Linked DNA regions of Homo sapiens: region 2 is linked to region 1. Evidence: chromatin loops called from intact Hi-C (ENCODE). Cell type or tissue: HepG2. All regions are shown on one strand. Links, peaks and the distances in the headings refer to the core of each region. The heading gives the core; the rest is flanking DNA. Region 1 has its middle 57 kb from the start of MIR4424. Region 2 has its middle 5.2 kb from the start of MIR4424.

Evidence for each region. Peaks named below come from ENCODE experiments on the same cell type or tissue, not always from the same donor. Only the 100,000 strongest peaks of a DNase experiment are listed, where the experiment ranks them.
Region 2: it touches region 1 in a loop (2.0-fold over the local background); 6 of 110 quality-filtered maps call a loop at or near these places.

What each region holds. Positions count from the first base shown.
Region 1 is chr1:178,616,446-178,624,786 of GRCh38, reverse strand. No RefSeq gene overlaps it. Among named protein-coding and RNA genes, the nearest start is that of MIR4424, 57 kb to the left of the region's middle. In HepG2, for the core only: no CTCF peak of the experiment used is centred there; a DNase peak (open chromatin) is centred at 3,776; H3K4me3 peaks cover 632 bases.
Region 2 is chr1:178,678,746-178,687,086 of GRCh38, reverse strand. No RefSeq gene overlaps it. Among named protein-coding and RNA genes, the nearest start is that of MIR4424, 5.2 kb to the right of the region's middle. RefSeq lists enhancers at 1,917-3,116, 4,666-5,226. In HepG2, for the core only: no CTCF peak of the experiment used is centred there; DNase peaks (open chromatin) are centred at 2,206 and 4,446.

The DNA.
Region 1 (8,341 bases), core at 180-8,179:
TTGTGTAACGTCTTTGGTTGTTGAGGTTAAACTTTTCTTTTTGAAAATGGATAAATGCCAACACTATTTTCTTTTCTTTTCTTTTCTTTTTTTTTTTGGAGATGGAGTCTCACTGTGTCGCCCAGGCTGGAGTGCAGTGGCGTGATCTCGGCTCACTGCAACCTCCGCCCCTCCAGGTTTAAGCAATTCTCTGCCTCAGCCTCCAGAGTAGCTAGGATTACAGGCGCGTGCCACCACGCCCGGCTAATTTTTTGTATTTTTAGTAGAGACGGGGTTTCACCATCTTGGCCAGGCTGGTCTTGAACTCCTGACCTCGTGATCCACCTGCCTAGGCCTCCCAAAGTGCTGGGATTACATGTGTGAGCCACCATGCCCAGCCAGCACTATTTTCTTTTGCTGCTTTTTGATAATGAAACTATACCTGCTGTTAATTATGGAACGGGGTGTGTCTATGCAATCTAAAAGTGGTATACGCCATTAGGATCTACATCAAAAGAAACAAGGGGCTGGGCATGGTGGCTCACAGCTGTAATCCCAGCACTTTGGGAGGCCAAGGCAGGAGGATCATTTGAGGCCAGGAGTTTGAGACCAGCCTGGGCAACAAAGTGAGACCCCATCTTTACAAAAAATACAAAAGAATTAGTCAGGAGTGATGGGATGTGCCTGTAGTCCCAGCTACTCAGAAGGCTGAGCTGGGAGGATTGCTTGAGCTGTGGGAGGTTGAAGCTGCAGTGAGCTGTGATTGTGACACTGCACTCCAGCCTAAGCATCAGAGGAAGACCCTGTCTCAAAAAAAAAAAAAAAAAAAAAAGAGTGGATGGCCCAAATGCACCCTTATTTTACATTGCCTAACACTCATCTGGTCCTTCAAAGTCATTTTTCCACACCTTGATTCAGCGGTTGGTATTATAAACAAGATTTTGCAATAGTCTTAAAAACAGTGATCTCAATATGCTCCCGTTGCTTGGTTTGCAGCTGGTCAATGGTATGCTGGTAAATGCATAAAAAATAGCTAGCTCTCTGAAATAAAGTCCTGATTTACAGCTTTTTCTTTCCTTTTTTTTTTAAGACAGCGTCTCACTCTGTCGCCCAGGCTGGAGTGCAGTGGCACGATCTTAGCTCACTGCAACCTCTGCCTCCCAGGTTCAAGCGATTCTCCTGCCTCAGCCTCCCGAGTAGCTGGGACTACAGGTGCCCACCACCACGCCAGCTAATTTTTGTATTTTTAGTAGACACAGGTTTTCTCCATGTTGGCCAGGCTAGTCTTGAACTCCTGATCTCAAGTGATCCACCTGCCTTGGCCTCCCAAAGTGCTGGATTACAGACGTGAGCCACCTCGCCCGGCTGATTTACAGCCTTTTCAACTTCCAGTTTCTGTGGGGCAAACACTCTCTCCATGGCTGATTTCATGCTACCAATGTGATGTTACTAAATGCAGAGTTAGGGAGAAAAACACAAGAGCACACTATTTTATGATGTTTCCGCCATATCGATACAATAGGCCTAAATAATCTCAAGATAATAGGTATTAGATATCAGTAAAATATTAGTAAATAAAATATTGGTAAAATAGAAAGTTACACATTTTATGCATTATTACATTTGTTTTTAATATAATTTAGCTGTAAGCTTATTTAATTTCATTGTGAATAATGATTATTTTTTTAACAACCAGTTTGCAAAATTCCTGAAAACTTAAGGATCAGTTCTCATGAGCTAGTTAAGTGGTTCCAGCACATCACTGGTTCTGGTCAACATAATGAAGGGTCAAAGAAAGATCAATTTCTCCATGAGGGTAAAAAGCACCAATTGGTGGTCAATACTGCAAAGTCAACCTTGGACAGAGCCCCAAACCTGCCATTTTTTAGGAACAGAGCTTAATGTTTTTGATGGTCTACCCAGCAAACTTAAGAGGTCTACAATTTTGAGAAAGAGGATTTTCCCTTTGAAAAAATGAGATAAATTATACTTTGAGTCAATCTAGAGCAAGCTTGTCCGACCCGTGGTGCCTGCAATGGCTTTGGATGCAACCCAACATGAGTTCCTAAACTTTCTTAAAACATGAGATTTTTTGCGATTAATTTTTATTTATTTATTTATTTTACCTCATCAGCTATCGTTAGTGTTAGTGTATTTTATGTGGGGCCCCTGACAATTCTCCTTCCAGTGTGGCCCAGGGAAGCCAAAAGATTGAACTACCCTGAGAGGGAGGAACAATTAGACAAGGATTAGAGCCCACTGGTTAGAACACACTGACAATTTAAGCCAGGCGCTGTGGCTCACGCCTGTAACCACAGCACTTTGGGAGGCTAAGGTGGGTGGATCACTTGAGGCCGGGAATTCAACACCAGCCTGGCCAACATGGTGAAACCCTGTCTCTACTAAAAATACAAAAACTAGCTGGGCGTGGTGGCGTGCGCCTGTAATCCCAGCTACTAGGGAGGCTGAGGCAGGAGAATCGCTTGAACCTGGCAAGCGGAGACTGCAGTGAGCTGAGATTGTGGCACTGCACTCCAGCCTGGGCAACAGAATGAGTGAGACTCCATCTCCAAAACAAAACAAAAACAGAAAGAACATACTGACCATTTTGATGACACACATTTTAACATTTTGATATCAAATTTAGGTCTGGAGCTTTCTGCGTTTGCGCAGCATTTCATCAGGAGTGTTGTGGCTGCAGGGGCCGTCAAAGACCCACTGTGATGTTTAGGGGTGAGGCAATGAGGGCCCATGCAGGGAGGCGAGCGGGAGACTGGGAAGGAAAGGCCAACGAAGTGACGCAACAGACCCTCTCCTAGGCAGAGAGTCAGTCACCTCCACACACACGAAAATCTGGAGATCGGTTCATGAATTCGAAAGGAGACTTTTCCCCCCAAAGATATTCAGCAAATGGAGATGATGGTACCAGAACAACAAATATGCATTTCTTTCTTCTTTTAAAAAAGAAACACAATGATGTTGCCTCTGACATGTCTGTGTGTAGAGTGAGAAGAGGAGAGTATCTGAAGTCACACACCTCTGAGCAGTTTTTCTCCCTTGGACAAATCACTTAACTTCTCCCAGTCCGACTCCTCCTCTGGTATGAGTGACTATCCGATGTGTGTGAAAGGCCAGTGCATGTGTCCAATGTGTGTGAGTGTTCAATGTGTGAAAGTACCTCACAAACACTAATGCACTAGCCACCCTTTAAAACTAGTGTGCTGCCCTTGCAAGTAGATTTCCTTGTCTTTTTAAACATCCTTGTTGCCAGCGTCTACTGGACTGTGAAATGGGAAACTGCCTCTTGCCCCCACTCTGTTCGTTCGCTACCACCCCTGCGAAGAATGACCATTTCTCTGAGAGGCCGTTTCCTCATCTCCACAAGGGAAGCCTGGACAGTTGGTCACCATTAACATTAGAAACCTCCTTCACGCCTCTCTTTTTGCTCTCTTACTAACAGCTTTATCTGTGCTTTGACCTAAAAGCTAACTCTGAATTTTTTATGCACCTGTGAGGTCTCATGTCTTATCAGAGGGTGTCTTCACAGAAGTGACATTTCCATCTGTTTTCACACCTTGGCAGGTGGGTGGGTGAACAAAGGGGATAGTTCTATTTTCCCCTTCAGGTTTCTAAACCAAATCAATGAAAACAAACAAACAAAAAAAGATCACAAATCAGAGTGAGTTGTAAATCGCTGAATGTCCTGAAAAGTGACCTGTGGTTCTTCATCACTTGGTCTGTTTGCTAAGTTCAAGGTCTGATGGGGTCTGGATGTTTGTTCCCTCCAGATCTCATGTTGAAATGTGACCTCCAGTGTTGGAGGTGGGGCCCAGTGGGAGATGTTGGATCATGGGGGTGGATCCCTAGTGAATGGCTTGGTGCCCTCCCCATGGTAATGAGTGAGTTCCCACTCTGTTAGCTCACATGAGAGCCAGTTGTTTAGAGGAGCCTGGTGCCTCATCCTCTCTCTCTCTCTTGCCATGTGATACACTGTCCCTCCCTTTACCTTCTGCCATGATTGTAAGCTTCCTGAGGCCTCCCCAGAAGCCAAGCAGATGCTGCTGCCATGCTTTTACAGCCTGCAGAACTGTGAGCCAAATAAACCTCTTTTCTTTATAAATTACCCAGCCTCAGGTATTCCTTTATAGCAATGCAAACGGACCAATACAAGGTCATTTAGGGTTTAGCAGAACATCACACTGTTTTTTCAGTCCTAGGACAGCAGGTGAGTGCAAAGCATATGTTCTATGGGCTCCAACATGAATTCAATATGTATGTTCTGATTCATTCACACTCTACTCACTAAATAACCATTTGATATCTGAGAAGTCTTCAGAGTTTTAATGAAAAAATCTCTTCAAAGTATTATTTTCTTTGAATCCAGCATTCATATTTTCCATTGTTAAGAATAAGAATTAATAATAGTCCATAGAGTTTGCGTAGGTTTGAAACATTGCCAGAATCCTTTGTTTCTCAACTTCAGGGTTCCTTCAAAACATCTAATCACATAATCGTAATTTTAAAAAATACTTATATGTGGTGTGTGTGTCAACCATGGGCATGTGCCAGGAATTGTGCTAGGCACTTTGCGTTGTCACTAACATTTATAACAATGGTTGAAGGTAAGTATTACTTTCATTAACAGGCAAGGAAGCCGAGGCTCAGAAGATTTTAGGACTTGCCCAAGGCTAGAGCTGACAAGTCAAAAAGCAATTCTATTGAACTCTCTCTATTTGAATCCCCTTAGTTAATTTTCTTTAATTTAGAAAATGTTTATCAAGTGCCTCTATGTGCCAGGTGCTGTCCTAAGCCTGAGGAGAAAATCTTGAGGGGCTCCCAGTGAAAAGTCTCTCATTTTTATCCTTCAACATGTGATTGCAGATGGCAGGTAAAAAGGAGTTTCTGAGGTTGTACCAATTAGGGTATATTTGATTGCAAGTAACAGGAAACCCAACTCAAATTGCCTCTAGTTATCCTCTAATATCCATTTTCTTCTTCTACTAGGAGCACAGTCTCCAAGGTTTAGCCAGTCACGTGGCCTCCCAGAATAAAGACAAGTCTCTCAGCCTCACCTGAAGCTGGGTGTGGCTGTGTAATTAACTCCTAGCATACAAGCAGAAGTGCTATACGCCTCTTCTGGGAAGGATCATTTCCTTTTCTCCTTGCTGACGGGATTTGGGTGTGATGGCTGGAGTTGGAGAAGCCATCTTGGATGGGGGAAATACATTATGTGTTAATTTAGCTGACAGAGCTACCAGACAAAAGGTATGCTCTCCCTGGAAATTTTTTTTTTTTTTTTTTTTTTTGGCCTGGGAAATAAATAAAACTTAAACTTGTTGAAGCCACTCTTGTTTGGGGTTTCTGGTTACTTGCAACTGAACCTGATCCTAACTCATACACTGTTCACATAGCTGGAAGTGCAGAGGTGGGGTGGGCTCAGTGTTAGTTTGACTTGGCAGCTTGGTCTTTGTTCTGCTTTTGGTGCCAGTCTCATTTTAATACTGCCTTTCTCTCATGGGGCAAGATGGCTGCTAACAAAAAGATAGTTAGTACATGCTTCCTTATCAATTTTCAGAGAAAGGGAGAGAGAGAATCATGTCTACAGCCCTCTCATAAAAATGATAAAGCTCCTTCCCCAGAAGGCCTCTGATATCTTGCTTTTCATCGCCCTGAATTAGGTCAAATGTAGCCAGGGGATTGCCATGACTGATTGGTTTAGTTCTGACAGAACCAATCACTGTGGCAAGGGAATCAGACTTACATTAATTGACTTGGACTAATCAGGGTCTACCCCTGGAGGTGGGATAGTCTCTCTTTCCTCTTTCGTCTCTTTTCTCCCTTCCTCCCTTCTTCCCTCCCTCTCTCTCTCTCCCTTCCTTCCTTTCTTTTTCTTTCTTTCTTTTCTTTTCCTTTTCTTTCCTTTCCCTTTCCTTCTTTCTTTCCCTTCCTTCCTTCCTTCCTTCCTTCCTTCTCTCTCTCTTTCTTGACAGAGTCTCGCTCTGTCATCCAGGCTGGAGTGCAGTGGTGCAATCTTGGCTCACTGCAACCTCCTCCTCCCGGGTTCAAGCAATTCTCCCATCTTAGCATCCTGAGTAGGTGGGATTACAGGCATGCACCACTACGCCCAGCTCATTTTTGTATTTTTAGTAGAAATGGTTTTGCCATGTTGGCCAGGCTGGTCTCGAACGCCTGGCCTCAAGTGATCCGCCCACCTCAGCCTCCCAAACTGTTGGGATTATAGGCATAAGCCACGGCGCCCAGCTAGATAGTTTTTCTTTTTAAATTCAGGATAACAGACGAATTTAGGGTCAGTATAGTTAATCCTTGGCACCGATGAATTTAACCTTCCCAGTTTGTACAGCTTTGAAAGACTCCAGTGGTCTACAACTGTGCAAGGGGTGGTACAACACCTTCCTTCTGTGGGTGCTGAGAAGATTCAATGACATACATTGTCCTCTATTTCAGGAACTAGAGACTGGTGGGCTAGGAAGAGTCATTTTACTGGTGAGTCCCCAGACTGGCGCCATGCAGTCCCCAGATAAATGAACCCCTTGGAAATGAGCAGAATTGTCAGTACTACCTTCTCCCAGGCTGGCGTGTCTTAGGGAGGGCTGCTACCTGAGAATTTCTCCTCCAGCCCCCACCCACCTCTGCTCCAAGGCTGCTTGAGGTGTCTATAATTTCTGGAAGCTTTATTCTTCAGGATCAAGACATCTTCTTGCCAGAAAGTCCCCAGTAAGCTAGGAGGAGCAACACATTAAACCCAGCAGAAATTTGTTGATTAGGAAAATTAGAAAATTAAAAACCCCTCTTACTCATCCCCGCCATTTCCTCTACCATTACAGACAATGGGCCAGTGTGCAGTTGGGGTGTCGTCATAGAAAAGAACAAGTTCCCTGTTCAGGCTGATCAGAAAGGGCAGGATGGGCTATCATAGTGGGAGTCCTAAGTCCCTGCTGAGGATAGAAGGCGGGGATAATAGGAATGATCAGAAAGTGGAGATCATGGAGACATCAAAGTCAAATTCAGTGATTTAATAATTTAGCCAGCCGGGCACCGTGGCTCAGGCCTATAATCCCAGCACTTTCGGTGGCCAAGGCGGGTGGATCACTTGCGGTCAGGAGTTTGAGACCAGCCTGACCAACATGGTGAAACCCCGGTCTCTACTAAAAATAAAAAAATTAGCTCGGCACAGTGGTGCATGCCTGTAATCCCAGCTACTCGGGAGGCTGAGGCAGGAGAATCGCTTGAACTGGGGAGGCAGAGGTTGCAGTGAGCTGAGATCATGCCATTGCACTCCAGCCTGGGCAACAAGAGAGAAACTCTGTCTCAGAAAAAAAATAAAATAAAAATAAATAAAAATAAAAAATAAAAAGAAAATAATTTAGCCCTGGGCTAGCCTCATGCAATCTATGCTGAGTGACAAAATTGCTATCATTTGATTCCATGGCTATTGATTGACAACAGCTCTATTACTTCCCTTCTTGGATACACCAGTGGTTTCCAGAATCTTTGAAGCTTTGTTTCTTACTCATCCATCTGGCCTGTGGTATGCCCACATGGCTTAGTACACAGCCTTGTTAAAATGACAAGACTCCATCAATCTCCCCAAAATGGAAAAACAAAACAAAACAAAACAAACAAACAAACAAAAAACAGAAGAAGAACATTAATGCAGTACAGAAATCATGTCAGAGAAGGAGTGAAGCCAGAAACACTGTCCCAAAATAGGATTAGAGGGAGCTAAGTTGCAGTGGAAAGCAAAAGGTCTTTCTTACTTTCAACCAATTCTAGAAGCAACTTTTACAATGAACATCTTTTTCTGTAGTAAATTTATGTGGGCACTATCTTTCAGTACATCATCCATTCATTAGCTTATTTAAGCTTATCACTTAAATCAATGAAATATGTTGGATATTTAATCTCAAACTGTCAGGATCCAATTTATTCTTCTGAAGGGCCATTTCTGAAGTTCTTTTGAAGTGTCTTACTTCACCTTTACCCCAGTATTTCTCCAAGTGTCATCCCTGGACTATTCATATACAAATCACACAGCAGGGGAAAGAATAATGGTGGTGGTGGTGGTGGTGAGTATTAAAAATGCAACTGAGGCGGGCGGATCACTTCCGGTCAGGAGTTTGAGACCAGCCTGGCCAACATGGCAAAACCCTGTATCTACTAAAAACACAAAAATTAGCCAGGCATGGTGGTGCGTGCCTGTAATCCCAGCTAATCAGGAGGCTGAGGCACGAGAATTGCTTGAACCTGGGAGGCAGAGGTTGCAGTGGGCTATCGTGCCCACTGCATGCCAGCCTAGGTGACAGAGTGAGATTCTGTCCCAAACAAAACAAAAACCAGATGT
Region 2 (8,341 bases), core at 269-8,268, 62 kb before region 1:
GTATATTATGAAACTTGAAAATCTTTCTCCTCCTTTCCCTTTCCTTTCCTGCCTCTCACCTTCCTCCATCTCTACTCTCCAGAGATAGCCTGTGTGAACTGTTTAACGAAAAGAAAACCTTTCTTAAGATTAGAGCTACCCATAAGGACTTGGCTATGTCTTCAAGTATTGATTGCCCCATCATCTCAAGTAGGATATTTTAAAGATTTCTACTTTAGGTGGAATATGGACCAAGTCACTATAAGTAACTATAAGATACCAGTACTCCATTTTTGAGGCAGCATGACTTAAAGACGGGCTGAGACAATTTAAGGGGGAATTCCTGCTTATAAAAAGGTGAGAAAAATTTGAGACATTCAAGAGTAAATATTGTTTGTTGATGGAACAAAAGAACTGTGAAATCCCCTTTCCCTAAAACCAAAGCTATGATGGCAGATGGAATGAGTAACTAGGTAAGGAGGATGAATAACTAGGTAGGAGGATGAATGAAATTGAGATGAGTAGATGTGAAGTTCAGTCCTGTCAAAAAGCACTTGAGGCCAGGTGTGGTGTCTCATACCTGTAATCCCAGCACTTTGGGAGGCTAAGGTGGGCAGATCACTTGAGCTCAGGAGTTTGAGACTAGCCTAGGCAACATGCCAAAACCCTGTCTCTACTAAAAAAAAAAAAAAAAAAAAAAAAAAATTAGCCAGATGTAGTGGCATGTGCCTGTAGTCCCAGCTACTCAGGAGGTTGAGACAGGAGAATCGCTTAAGTGTGGGAGACGGAGGCTGCAGTGAGCCAAGATCGTGCCACTGCACTCCAGCCTGGGTGACAGGAGTGAAACCCTATCTCAAATAAAAAAATAAAAAGTGAAAAATTAAAAAGAAAAAAGCACCTTGAACCAGATCACAGATGCAGGAATGAGCAGAAAACTTAGGAGAGGCAACAACACTCACACAGATGGCCAAGGCCCCTCTGGCCTGTGAAAATACTGGTTTGACTGAATGTTATTTGGGATCTTTCCTTTACACATGAATAATTAAATGTATCCCATGTATGTTCTGAGCTAAAGCAGAAAGAACAGAAAAACACTTAACCTTTTCAAAATTATTTCACAGCTGAACTTGTTCCAATTGACTCCTGATATGTTAATGAAATAGTAGTGGTTGTCATTTAATGTTTCTAGTGTGATCAGAATCAGAAGCAAACGAAATATTCTGAATTTTCTCTTTCATAGACTGTAAGAGTAATAGAAATGAGATTATGTCTTGTCCAGGCCTAGTAAATAAGTAAATCTTAAATAAATGAATAAATACCATTCATTAGGGTTTGCCTCTGTTTCACATTCAATACATCTACCTAGCATTCAACACATCTGATTTAATGAAAACTTCAGAAAACCCTGTGAAGTTATTATTACCTCTATTTCACAGATGAGAAATGAGGCCTGGAAAAGTCAAATAACTTGTTCAAAATCACACAGCTAATAAGTGGTGGAACCAGGCCGGGCGCGGTGGCTCATGCCTGTAATCCCAGCAGTTTGGGAGGCTGGGGCTGGTGGATCACCTGAGGTCAGGAGTTCAAGACCAGCCTGGCCAACATGGTGAACCCCGTCTCTGCTAAAAATACAAAAATTAGCCAGGTGTGGCAGTGGGTGCCTGCAATTCCAGCTACTCAGGAGGCTGAGGCAGGAGAATCGCTTGAACCTGGGAGGCGGGTGTTGCAGTGAGCTGAGATCACACCATTGCAATACAGCCTGGATGACAGAGTGAAGCTGCGTTTCAAAAAAAAAAAAAAGTACTGGAACCAGAATTGGGACCCAATTCTATCTGACTAAATCCATATCCTTTCCACATCCCCCTGTCTTTATGTATGTGAATGTATAGACAGAGCATGTTCATGACTCTACATGGTCAAATATCATGCATGTGTACAGAGCAATCTCAAAATAGAAGTTTTTAGTTCTTTCTAAAAACAAATTTATCCAGGGGAGAAGATCATCATAAAGACATAAACATGCCTACTGGATTTTCAGAGGCTCCTATAAGTTCTTTAATACTTAGATATCTGGACTGCAAAATAGTCTTATTTTTTTCCTTTTGTTGTGGATTTATTTTTCAAGGAGTTGTATAGCAATGACACATTGGATTGTTATTTCTGAGGCTTGTTTTGAAATATGTATTGAAACCTATGAACTCTGCAGTTCCTGTGGTCACACATTTTTTCTTAATGACTGTTAAATGATGTGTTTTTTTTCAAAAGCTCTAAGAGAGCATGACCTTTACCCAACAGGTTTCAATTTTCAAAAAATATTTCCTTACTTTTACACTAAGCTAGATATTTATTTTCATTTCCCTAGTTTCCCATTCACTTTAGCAGATCTTCATGTGCTCAGCCTCTATGCCAAGGCCTGTGAGGGCTTCAAAAGGAGGACACATGGGTTGGTTAAGTTTTCCAGTATCAGCTCTTCAGAGAGCCTGGCCTTCACCACCCAAGCAGACACCCTCCCCCATGCCCACCCTCATCATTCTCTGAATAAGGTACGCTTTTCATCTCTTCATTTCTTCTCACAATCTGTAATTGTTTCATTTATCTACTTGTTTATTAACTGTTGTCCCCACATAAATTTTGCTTTTTTTTTTTTTTTTTTTTTTTTTTTGATGCAGAGTCTCGCTCTGTTGCCCAGGCTGGTGTGCAGTGGTGTGATCTTGGCTTCCTGCAACCTCTGTCTCCCAGGTTCAAGCAGTTCTCCAGCCTCGGCCTCCTGAGTAGCTGGAATTACAGGCATGTGCAACCACATTCAGCTAATTTTTTGTATTTTTAGTAGAGATAGGGTTTCGCCATGTTGGCCAGGCTAGTTTCAAGCTCCCAGCCTCAGGTGATCTACTCTCCTCAGCCTCCCAAAGTGTTGGGATTACAGGCATGAGCCATCACGCCTGGCCGACATGACACAAGTTCTGAGAGGGCAGAGATCTCATCTGTCTTCCTCACTGCTGTGTCCCCCAGCAACTTAGCATAGTACTTGGCACAGAAAGCTCTGAATAAAAATTGCTGACTGACTGAATGAGTAAATGGATGTCTCCAGAACCTAGCAATGCCTACCACATGGTAGGCGCTCCATGAACCTTTTCTCATAATGAATGAAGTCATCAAGAAAGGAGACAGGATTTGACCTGTGATGTGAGGATGTGAGGTAATGATCGTGAAGTTCAGTCCACTCAAAAAGCACCTGAGGCCAGGTGCGGTGGCCTATAGAGGGGCATTCAACCTTTTGTCTGTACAGAACAGGCATTTTTTTTTTTCTGGCAAATGCTCCTTAAAACCATGTGGGGGCTACTAATCATGAAGTACTTCAGAGGTATGGCACATGCTCAAGTTGAGTTAATCAGTGTTCTTCTTTCTTCTGGGCACATTGACTGGTCTCTAGATAGGCACAAAGTCCCGCCCAGGTCATTCAGTGTCTTTTTACCACTCATTTTCAGACTCAAGCGGAAGAAAGATATTCCTTTTTTCTCTAGTCAGAGAGCTGCAAGGATGTGTGCCCAAGGCAGCTATGTCTTCAAAGCTGGTCTGAGAGGATGATGCCAACAGGCAGAAATTCAAAGGCAGGGGATGGTAAGCAAGCCCCAATGGCCAAGGGCCAGAGGACTTTTTCAAGGCTTAACTGTTCAGCTTCAAATCTGTGAGTGAATCTTGTGTCTTATCATAAATAACCTCCCTAAAAAACAAAAACTTAAGTGATTAGGTTGAATCTGAGAATCCCAAGTAATACAAATATGGGTAGGTGAACAGGAGTAGGGATGAGCTTTTGGATAAAAGCACGAAGGTTAGATTAAATATGATTTTTAGGAAAGTTCATAATGAAACGCTTAAATGATAGGTGTTTATGACCTTCAGCCAATGTATATTACTGCTATCTCTAGTATGACCCTCATTTATACAGTTAGCTTTTTCCATTAAAATAGGAAATGGAATGTGATGACATGAGGAAATACTTAGGATATAAAACTAAGTGGAAAAAGATAAATATGAATACAGATACAGCTAGAGTACAACTATATAGAGGACAATGATGCAGTGAAATTGCACAGACTTAGAGTCATGGATTTTGATTTGAATCCAGTTTCAATTTCCTAGGGTGTGAACTTGAGCATATTAATATCTTTGAGCTTTTGTTTTTCTCATCTGTAAATCAGGGATAATATCTTTGAGGGGTTTTGAGAGATAAAATGAAATATAGTATGTAAAATCCCTAGCGCAGTGCCTGGCATTGAATAGATGTTAGTGTTCCATCCTGTTACAAAATAGTAAAACTTGCTGCCTAGAAAACTAGAAGAAAAAAGTCTAAATGTTAACAGTACTTGTGTTTGGATTCCTCCAACAAACGTTTATTCAAGACCAACAATGTACAGGCACTAAGGATAAAACAGTGAACAAAGTGGACAAAGTCCTTGACCTCATGGAGCCTAAATTCTGGGTAGGAATATAGACAATGAACAAAGACATAAATTAAACAGTGATTCACACATCCTGAAGTGCTAAAGATCAGAAGAACCCAGCATTTGTGTATGTGGAAGTGGTAGTGCAACAAGTTTAAACCACGTGTCCTGAAAAGCCTCACTGAGAAAGTGATATTTGAGCAAAGACTTGAAGATGAAGGATGGTAGCACTATGGATACTTTTTCCTTTTTTCTTATATCTACTTCTCTGATTTTTAAAATGAGCATTTACATTTTATTGTTTTTAATTTTTTATTTTGAAAAATGGTTTAACTTTTCTAGCCTTATTAAGGTATAATCAAAAAATAAAAATTGTATACCTCTAACATGTACAATGTGATGATTTTATCCATATAATAAAGATTTGATTATATGTATGTTTTATATGTATACACACACAGTGAAATGATTACCACAATCAAGCTGATTAACATATCCATTACCTCACATTGTCACCTGTGGTGAGAACACTTAAGATCTATGCACACAGCAAATTTCAAGTACACAATAGGTCGGGTGTGGTGGTTCATGCCTGTAATCCCAGCACTTTGGGAGGTTGAGGTGGGAGGATCACTTGAGGTCAGGAGTTTGAGACCAGACTGGCCAACATGGTGAAACCCCATTTACTAAAAATACAAAAATTAGCTGAGTGTGGTGGAGCATGCCTGTAGTCCCAGGTACTCAGGAGGCTGAGGTGGCAGAATCACTTGAGTCTGGGAGGCAGAGGTTACAGTGAGCTGAGTTTGCGCCACTGCACTCCAGCCTGGGTTACAGAGCAAGACTCAGTCTCAAAAAAAAAAAAAAAAAAGTATGCAATAGTCACCATGATGTATGTAAATTCCCAGAATTTATTAATCTTAGAACTGAAAGTCTGTACCTTCAGTTAACATCTCCCTCCACAACCCTTCCCCCTCGCCTCAGCCCCTGGCAACCACCATTCTACTCTCTGCTTCTATGAGTTTGACTAGTATAGATTCCACATATAAGTGAGATAATATAGTATTTGTCTTTCTATATCTAGCTTAATTCACTTAGCATAATCTCCTCCAGGTTCAAGCCTGTTATCACAAATCGTGGGATCTTCTTCCTTTTTCATGGCTGAATGATATTCCAATATGTGTGTGTGTGTGTCTGTGTGTGTGTATGTGCACGTGTGTGTGTATGTGCGTGTGTATAACATTTTCTTTATCCATTCATCTGTGGACAGACACTTGTATTATTTCCATATCTTGGCTACTGTGAATACTGCTCAATGAGAATGGGAGTGCAGATACAGGTTGAATATACCTTATCTGAAATGTTTGGGGCCAGAAGTGTTTTGGATTTCAGATTTTGAAATATTTCCAGATTATGAGATATCTTAGGGATGGGAGCCAAGTCTAAACACAAAGTTCATTTATGTTTCATATATACATTATACACATAGCCTGAAGGTAATTTTATACAATATTTTAAATAATTTTGTGCACAAAACAAAATTTGTGTACACTGAACCATCAGAAAGCACAAGTATCACTATCTCAGCCACCCAAGTGGACAATCTGTGGTTGTTTGGCATCATCATCATTCCTGACTCTGAATTTATATGCTACCAATAAGCAACCATTTTCTCAGACTTATTCACACATTAGTACTTACAATAAAAAATGTGAAATATCATTAATACAGTGAAAAAATAATGTGTTCAGGGAAACTAAGCAGCACAGTGGCATCGCCAGAATACCTGTATCAGCTGTGAAACAATGGTAACGACAAAGGAAGCAAATGTTTTTGCTTCTCTGTCTACAATGCTGCGTTTCAATTAAAAAGTTACAACTTTACACTGTATTTCTTTTTCTTTTTCTTTCTTTCTTTTTTTTTTTGAGACAGAGTTTCGCTATTGTTGCCCAGGCTGGAGGGCAACGGCGCGATCTCAGCTCACCACAACCTCCGCCTCCCGGGTTCAAGCGATTCTCCTGCCTCAGCCTCCCAAGTAGCTGGGATTACAGGTGTGCCACCACGCCCAGCTAATTTTGTATTTTTAGTAGAGACGGGGTTTCTCCATGTTGGTCAGGTCTCAAACTCCCGACCTCAGGTGATCCACCCACCTTGGCCTCCCAAAGTGCTGGGATTACAGGCGTGAGCCACCACGCCCAGCCTGTATTTCTTTTTTTTAGGTGAGAAGAAACATCAAAAGAAGTTGAAGGACCAGGAAGTGGGTCCTCTAGGGATGAGGGGGCATCTGCTGGCTTTTTAAAGTGTTTCCTCCAGATTAATCTGCTTCATTGACCATGGTTTTTGCCTTAGAAGTCTCTCTTGATTTTATAAACAGACATGATTTCTTGTTCTATTATGAATGCACACTGCTCAAATCCTTCAATAAGCTCATCACACATTTGCACCATGTCATCTGTAGGCACTTTTTCTGCAGTGTTAACAACATCATCTTCGTCATCACTATGATCACAATCACCTTGATTCAGAACCATTTTCGCTATTTTACCATAAATCTGTGAATGAACAACTGGAGCCTCGGTATTGATGTTAAAAAGTCTTCAATATTCACTTCTTCCAGCTTACTTAGAGACTCCAAAAGTATATTTTTTGCATATGTAAGGAGGTCAGGCATCATTTTATTCTAACTTGACATATGGAATCCTTTAGAGTCACCATCTTGTTTATCATCATCACTGAACATAGTTGTAGGACACAGGTTATGCCAGGCCAGTGACTTTAGTCACTGTGTGCCAAGCATTGCAAAAGCATATATAGTATACATAGCTAAACTCCTTTTGAAAACCTTCCACACCCACACCTCTGTCCACTGCTGTTAGAATGCTGTTTAAGAAAGTGTTTTTATATTTACTCTTATCTAAGAATTCCCTGGTCATGTGGTTGAAATAATGGAGTCACATTTGGGGGAAAGTACGTGGCATAAACATTATTTTTGGTGAGAATTTCAGCTGGCGGATGAGAATGAGCATAACAGTTGTCAAGGAATAATGAAATCTTCCAATTGCCATCCAGCCCAGCTTCCCAGCAGTGAGCACATGCCACTGGTACAAAATGTTTGTGAAATCAATCAGAAAAGATATTCCTGGTGATCCATGCCTTTTTCTTAATATAATCATAGATTGGTATGAAATTCACTTTTTGGAAACAGTGAGGATGCAAGCTTTTCCCTACCTCAGCAAGTTTACACTTATGTAACTTATGCATACATGCTGCATTGGAACATCCCAGCATAGTTATTCTGTCCTTGGCATCCTTAATTCCTGTAGGAGCTGTCCGATTAGCAGTGGTCAGTGTCTTTCTGGGGCAACAATGCCAAAATAGCGATGTCTCATTAGCATTATTGCTATAGTTTGGATGTTTGTCCCCTCCAAATCTTATGTTGAAGTTTGATCACCAGTGTTGGAGGTGGGAACTAATGGGAGGTGTTTGAATCGGGCAGTGTGGGGCGGGGGTTTGCAGATCCCTGGTAAATAGATTCATGGCTTCCCTGAGGGGAGGAGGCATGAGTGGGTTCTCACTCTATTAGAGAGAGCTGATTGTTAAAAAGAGCCTGGGACCTCCCCAACCCCTGCTTCTTCTCTTGCCATGTGATTTCTGCACAAGATGGCTCTCGCTTCACTTTCCACTATGAGTGGAAGCAATCTGAGGGCCTCACCAGAAGCAGATGCTGGCACCGTATTTTTTGTGCAGCCTGAAGACCCATGAGCCAAATAAACCTCTTTACTTTGTAAATTCCCCAGCCTCAGGCATTCCTTTATAGCAACACAAAATGTACTTAGACAATTACAAGCTTGTTCTGGCATCAGATTTTCATCAGTGATGACCTTGACAAATTCATCAATGAATTTCTCTACTGCTTTGTGATG